2 separate regions of the Homo sapiens genome follow, and region 2 is linked to region 1. The links are chromatin loops, found by intact Hi-C in ENCODE. Cell type or tissue: HepG2. All regions are shown on one strand. Links, peaks and the distances in the headings refer to the core of each region. The heading gives the core; the rest is flanking DNA.

Region 1 (2,920 bases), core at 150-2,649:
TCTTGACAGTGCCACTCATTAGAGGTTTTATGTTCATCCTCAAGGGAGACAAAAGAAGGCTATGAGGAGTCTAAAAATCTAAAGCTTAGGTGTTCCTCTGCTAGTAAACCTGGAAGAACCACACATCTCAATAACTGTGGGCCGGAGGAGGCTAGAAAATACTGGATCCACCCAGTAACTTCCAGTATAGGGTAGAGTAGCAATTCAATTCATGGGCTTGGAATTTAGAATTTAAATCCTGACTCTTCTATGCTCTGGGTGAAGCAAATAGCTGCTCCTGTAAGATAGCACACTCAATGCAATTTCCATGCCCTCCTGGTGCAACATCCACATCATAGAGGCTGGGAAACTAAAAATTGCATTGCCCAGGCTCCTTTGTACTTAGGACATCTCTACAAGACTTGGAGGCAGCCATGAGCATTGTGAGGTGACGGCTATGGGTAGGGAGAGAAGATCTTCATTGTAAAGGGGGCTCCTGTCCTCACATAGCTGTGGTTTCATTCCTAGTGCTCAGTCCCTAGTGTCAGAGGTGCTGTTGATGGGCAATGGAGGCAATAGGTGGTGGGCCTTTCTCCTTGATGTGTCCATATGTGGCCATGCAGTACCCAAACCCAGTTCTCTGGCCCTCTGAGAGCTTAAAAAAAATACCCCCAAAATCATTGTGAGATCTAAAGCATGATTCTCAGAAAATCATATGCAAGGGAAACCGGGAGGGGAAATGGTACGTAACTGAGCCTGTTCCAGGAGAAGGAACAGGGTTTGTGAAGTTTCATAGGGAGCAAAGAACATGCTTTACTTGAGGAACTGAGTGTGATGTTGTGGAGACTGTAAGGAAGGGATCGGGAGAGGACATAGGTAAACCAGATAGCAAATGACCTGGAAAATAGCCTAGAGGTGTTTCGAATTTATTGGGCTTCCCTCAACCTGTCACTTAAAAACCACCAGTCTGGCATACCTAATTTTCCTCACTCAAACCACCCTTTTGCCAGTGTACATAAGATGAATCCAACCAGACTGCAAGCTTCAGGGAGAAGGGGGAACATAAGCCCTACCTCTCAAGGGTACTGTCTTGCCTATGTAGCTTCTCCACAAATACTTGTCAATTGTACTTTGTGTTAAGCAAAGTTGAATGAAGCATGTACTTGTGCCTGGAATTTGTGGTGAAATAGCAAATCGCTTCTATTTGGATAAAGACCTCTGGGCCCCACCCAACATTCATACAGAGTTTGTTCTTTTGAACTAGCATGTGCCCTGAGCAATGAATGCTGTTTACAATGTGAAGGACTTATGGACAGGGTGGCTCTCTCTTTCGACCTTGTTTGTTCTTTTTCTTTCCTATTATGGCATTAATTATTTCCTAACCACAAGGCCTCTTTTTTTTTTAACTTAGAAATTATGCCATAAGTTTAAAAAAGTCATGGGCAGATCTTTTTTGGTTTGTTTACTTTTGTTTTGTATTTGAGTCCTAAGACTTTTGTTTCATAAGATGGTATTTCAGCATTCTAGAGAACACTCTTTAGCCCATTTGGGCATTTCTTTCTTTCTTATTTATTTATTTTTTTTTGAGACAGAATCTCACTCTGTTGCCCAGGCTGGAGTGTAGGGGTGCCATCTCGGCTCACTGCAAGCTCCACCTCCCGAGTTCACGCCATTCTCCTGCCTCTGCCTCCCAAGTAGCTGGGACTACAGGCGCCCACCAACATGTCCGGCTAATTTTTTGTATTTTTTAGTAAAGACAGGGTTTCACCGTGTTAGCCAGGATGGTCTCGATCTCCTGACCTCGTGATCCACCCACCTCAGCCTCCCAAAGTGCTGGGATTACAGGCGTGAGCCACCACGCCCGGCCCCATTTGGGCATTTCTGACAGCAGGTGTGGAGCTAGTATGGAATCACACTGGCTATTGCCCTGTGGACTTTTGGGGACATCCTGGAAGGACTTGGTAGGTTCCTGAGGAAGGATTGAGACTAGAATCAAGAGACGTTTAATGGCCACTCATCAGGAATCTATGTTGCCATTTCTTGGACTAAACAGTAAACTAAAACACTTGGATCTTCAATCGTGCGCTAGGGCTGGCTCAAACCAAATTACGAAAACCAGTAATTAAGTATTCAGGATTTCTTCAAGTCAGGTGTCAAACAATTGGTAGCTTGAAATCATCCACAGTGGGAGTATTTACACCATGGAACTCAAGAATGTTATAAATCAGGGCTTCTTCCTCCCTCCCTGCTTCCAGAGAGCTGGTTTATCAGCACATAACTGCATCTATCCTGTCTAAAAGAGTAGTGTTTTGTATATACAGATTTTTTTCAAAAGGCCTGCACTCAGAAGCACTGGGAGAAAATGTATGATGGTTTAAATTTCATGTGGATGAAACCCACGTGTATATGTTTCCTGGAGAATATATTCCATGATGGAGCATAGCACAGGGTCTGGCACCTAGTAGGTGTTCAATAGACATCTGTTGAATGGATGAAGTTCTGGTGGGTTGACAAGCATCCCTGCAGTAGCATCAGGGAAGCTCAAGCCAATCTCCTACAGGAGTCCTTCCTGAACCACTAACATTTGTAAGTAGCCACAAGACTCCTGTATGAATTATGAAAAGGATATAGAATTAAGCATAATGTCTAGAGTTGCTCTAGAAGCTGGGTTGTCACTCATATAATACTTACGTCACTTTACTTTAAAAAACTTACAACTCTATCCGTGTATTCAGCAACTATATTAAACTTTAAGCTCTGAGAACAGAATTTGTCTGATTTGCTGCTTTAACAAAGGAGGGACTCATAAAATTTTTTTTTTAATGAGTAAAAAATTTAAAATATGCATAATAATCCTGCGTGAAAGTGCAACCCTTTGTGTTTTTTTTCTTTTCCTTTTTTTTTTGGATGGAATCTTACTCTGTCGCCCAGGCTGGAGTGC
Region 2 (2,920 bases), core at 318-2,817, 58 kb before region 1:
CCAAGGCAGGCAAATCATGAGGTCAGGAGATCGAGACCATCCTGGCTAACAGGGTGAAACCCCATCTCCACTAAAAAATACAAAAAAATTAGCCGGGCGTGGTGGCGGGCACCTGTAGTCCCAGCTACTCAGGAGGCTGAGGTGGAGCTTGCAGTGAGCCAAGATTGCGCCACTGCACTCCAGGCTGGGTGACAGAGCAAGACTCCCATCTCAAAAAAAAAAAAAAAAAAAAAAAATCCTACCCAAGCTCATTGGATTCTTGTTTTAAGAAGCCTCATTCAGTCTAATCCATGATGAAACAATTCCCAGAAACAACTTTTAGAGTATAGCATTTGTGTTCAGTGTTTTATGTTGTAAATACTTGCACAATTATTTTTTTCTGGTCACTTATTTCATATTAGGTTTGGAATTTGTATAGATTAGTGGACTTACTTAGAATAGGCTTTGCTTTCTATGTCAAAGTTGGACTCAAAGTTAGAGGTCCTTATATATAATGTAACGTTTACAATTGCAATGTGTATAGGATACAGTGGGGTGCACCAGCAAGGGGGAGACATGTGGCCCCGGAGATGGACAGGAGGTCGGAAATGGTTCATGATGAGGTGAAGCTTGAAATACTAGTAGGAATTATTCACACAGACAAAAGAAAAAAGGGACAACACTAGCAAAGGAAGTAATGGGCTCAACACCACAAAGCCTATGGTAGTACACCTTCCACCTCTCAAATTACTCCATGACCGGATCATCCTCTACCATCATTCTAGATAGCCATTACCTATCCAGGGTGATTTTAGGTGACTGCGCAAACTTGTGGCGTCAAATAAGACTGAATCTTAAAATGAAAAAGTCATTCTTTTAAAAATTCTCTTTTAATCCTTCTAATTGCAACAAAGAAAAAAGTCTTAGGTTCATGCCACTATGCACATGAATAGCCTTTTTAACAAAGAGGGGGAATATCTCAAGTTTATTTTCCTGTTCCTCAGTTCTCTCATCTGCAAAATGGGGACAACAATAGAGACTAGTTGATAGACTGGTGTCAATTAAATGAAATATTATCTATAAAGCTTTCAGAACAGTATCTGGCACATATTAAAGTCTCAGTAAGTATTTCCTATTATTATTTTTGTTTTTGTTGCTATTGTCTTCCTAGGCAAGCAACATTTATCTGTTTAGAATGTAACAATATGGTTTTGTTTTGAATAAATTCATTTTTATAGTTAATAGTTGCCCTCTAAATTTTGTAACTGATACTGGTTTCTTTTAAAATTAAGAACGTGGACAAGCCAGGCAGAATGGGAATGAACACATTTTGGGAAATATAGCCCCAGATGATTTGTCAGGGTTTCTGCAGCTCTAAATGTCAAAGACTGTACTGATGGAGGAGGGAGGCCCAGAGAGGACAGAAACTTTACCCAAGGTCACGGGGCTCATTAGTGGCAGAGCTAGGAGCAGATCCAAGACCTCCAGATGCTCAGGCTCACGTTCTTCTCTCTGGAACTTGTTCATGGTCCAAAGCCCTGGGACTCTTCTCAGCTGACAGAGCCCTGTATTGGCCTTGACCTGGCAAAAGGTACACAGCCAGGGTTGCAGCTCTACAGAAAGCTCTGTTTACTCCCTCTGACTGCACTGAACCCTGAACCATGTCCTAAAACCAACAGTTGCTTGCTGTAATATTCCTACATTCTTACTGAGCCCTAACACCACGTTCAACACTGGGAATTTGGGTGGGCCCAGAGTGCCTTTAGTATTACTGTTATAATTCAAAACATCCAAATTATTATTTTCTCCATGAGATGAAGCCAGGAGAGTGCTGTTAAGTGGAGAGAAAAGTGTTTGTTACACTAGGCGTTCCAACAAAATGTCCTCCTTTGCTATTAAATCATAGCTTTTCTAAATGAAATGATATTTTGCAAACTTTGGCAGTGACCAAAGTTTGGACATTGTGCAGGGTCCAAACTTTCTCTCTCTCTCTTTCCCATTTTGTGCTTTTTCTCCATGTGGTCCAGAGAACTACTATTTGCTGGCTTTACTTTTCTTGTATGTCTTTCCTTATGACCCAAGTTGTCTACTTTCCCCAAAGACCTCAGATAACTTGATTTTCTACCCACAACTTGTCATTTTAATAAAGAATGAAACGGATAAATAGAGGCTAGAGACTGCAACCCATTACCCAAATGGGTTGTTTCTCAGAATCCCCCTTTCTTTCGAGTTAAGTGTGAATGGCTACATGGAAAGACATGTGCTTGTTACCCTAATGCCCCCAAACAGAAAATTAATGAAGGTCTATGGACATGGGAATTAAATCTGCAAAGGCTGAAGGTGATCAATAAACTCTATGAAAAAATGGCTTCAACCATATAAAACCCTCTACTGGACTCTTTTGTTCAGTCCTGTTTCCTGTGTGAACTGTACTAATGGGTACCTACCCATTTCCTAATCACCTCCACTGCCACCGAGAAGCTGTTAGTGGAATTGGCATTCTCAGGTCCCATCTTCTCTTTCATTTCTTGGTCTTCACTGACATGGCCTGAACAATTCAAGAGCGTGGCTTCCACATCCTTAGCTCCACTTTTGGAGCTCAAAGCAGGATTCAGAGCCGAGGAAACCCATTGACAGGCCTGGGGCATGCATGAGCCTGCAGCTGGGCTGCTGTTCTTCTACAAGACCCGGGGGACATGGAGTAGTATTGAGATTGCAAATCAGAAAAACTCTTCCTGCAGCCTGGCTTACATTGAGGAAAATTCCTGCTGGTGCATCGAAAGACAGGAGTCTGCTCCCCTGCTCACTGACCACAGAGCACACCCCATGCCTCTGCTCTCAGTATCCTTGGGCAGTGTCTCTCAGTAGGCTTGCCTGTATCTCTCTTGGGCGTCTTGGGCCCCCTTTCTCCCTTTCTTGCCAAATCTCCTTCCTTAAGCAG

Evidence for each region. Hi-C counts contacts between places; a loop is a spot of excess contacts. Peaks named below come from ENCODE experiments on the same cell type or tissue, not always from the same donor. Only the 100,000 strongest peaks of a DNase experiment are listed, where the experiment ranks them.
Region 2: a loop joins it to region 1, with 6 times the contacts of the local background. A loop is called at or near these places in 2 of 110 quality-filtered maps.

What each region holds. Positions count from the first base shown.
Region 1 is chr5:158,518,559-158,521,478 of GRCh38, forward strand. No RefSeq gene overlaps it. Among named protein-coding and RNA genes, the nearest start is that of LINC02227, 110 kb to the left of the region's middle. In HepG2, for the core only: no CTCF peak of the experiment used is centred there; a DNase peak (open chromatin) is centred at 1,223.
Region 2 is chr5:158,459,893-158,462,812 of GRCh38, forward strand. No RefSeq gene overlaps it. Among named protein-coding and RNA genes, the nearest start is that of LINC02227, 52 kb to the left of the region's middle. In HepG2, for the core only: no CTCF peak of the experiment used is centred there; a DNase peak (open chromatin) is centred at 1,579.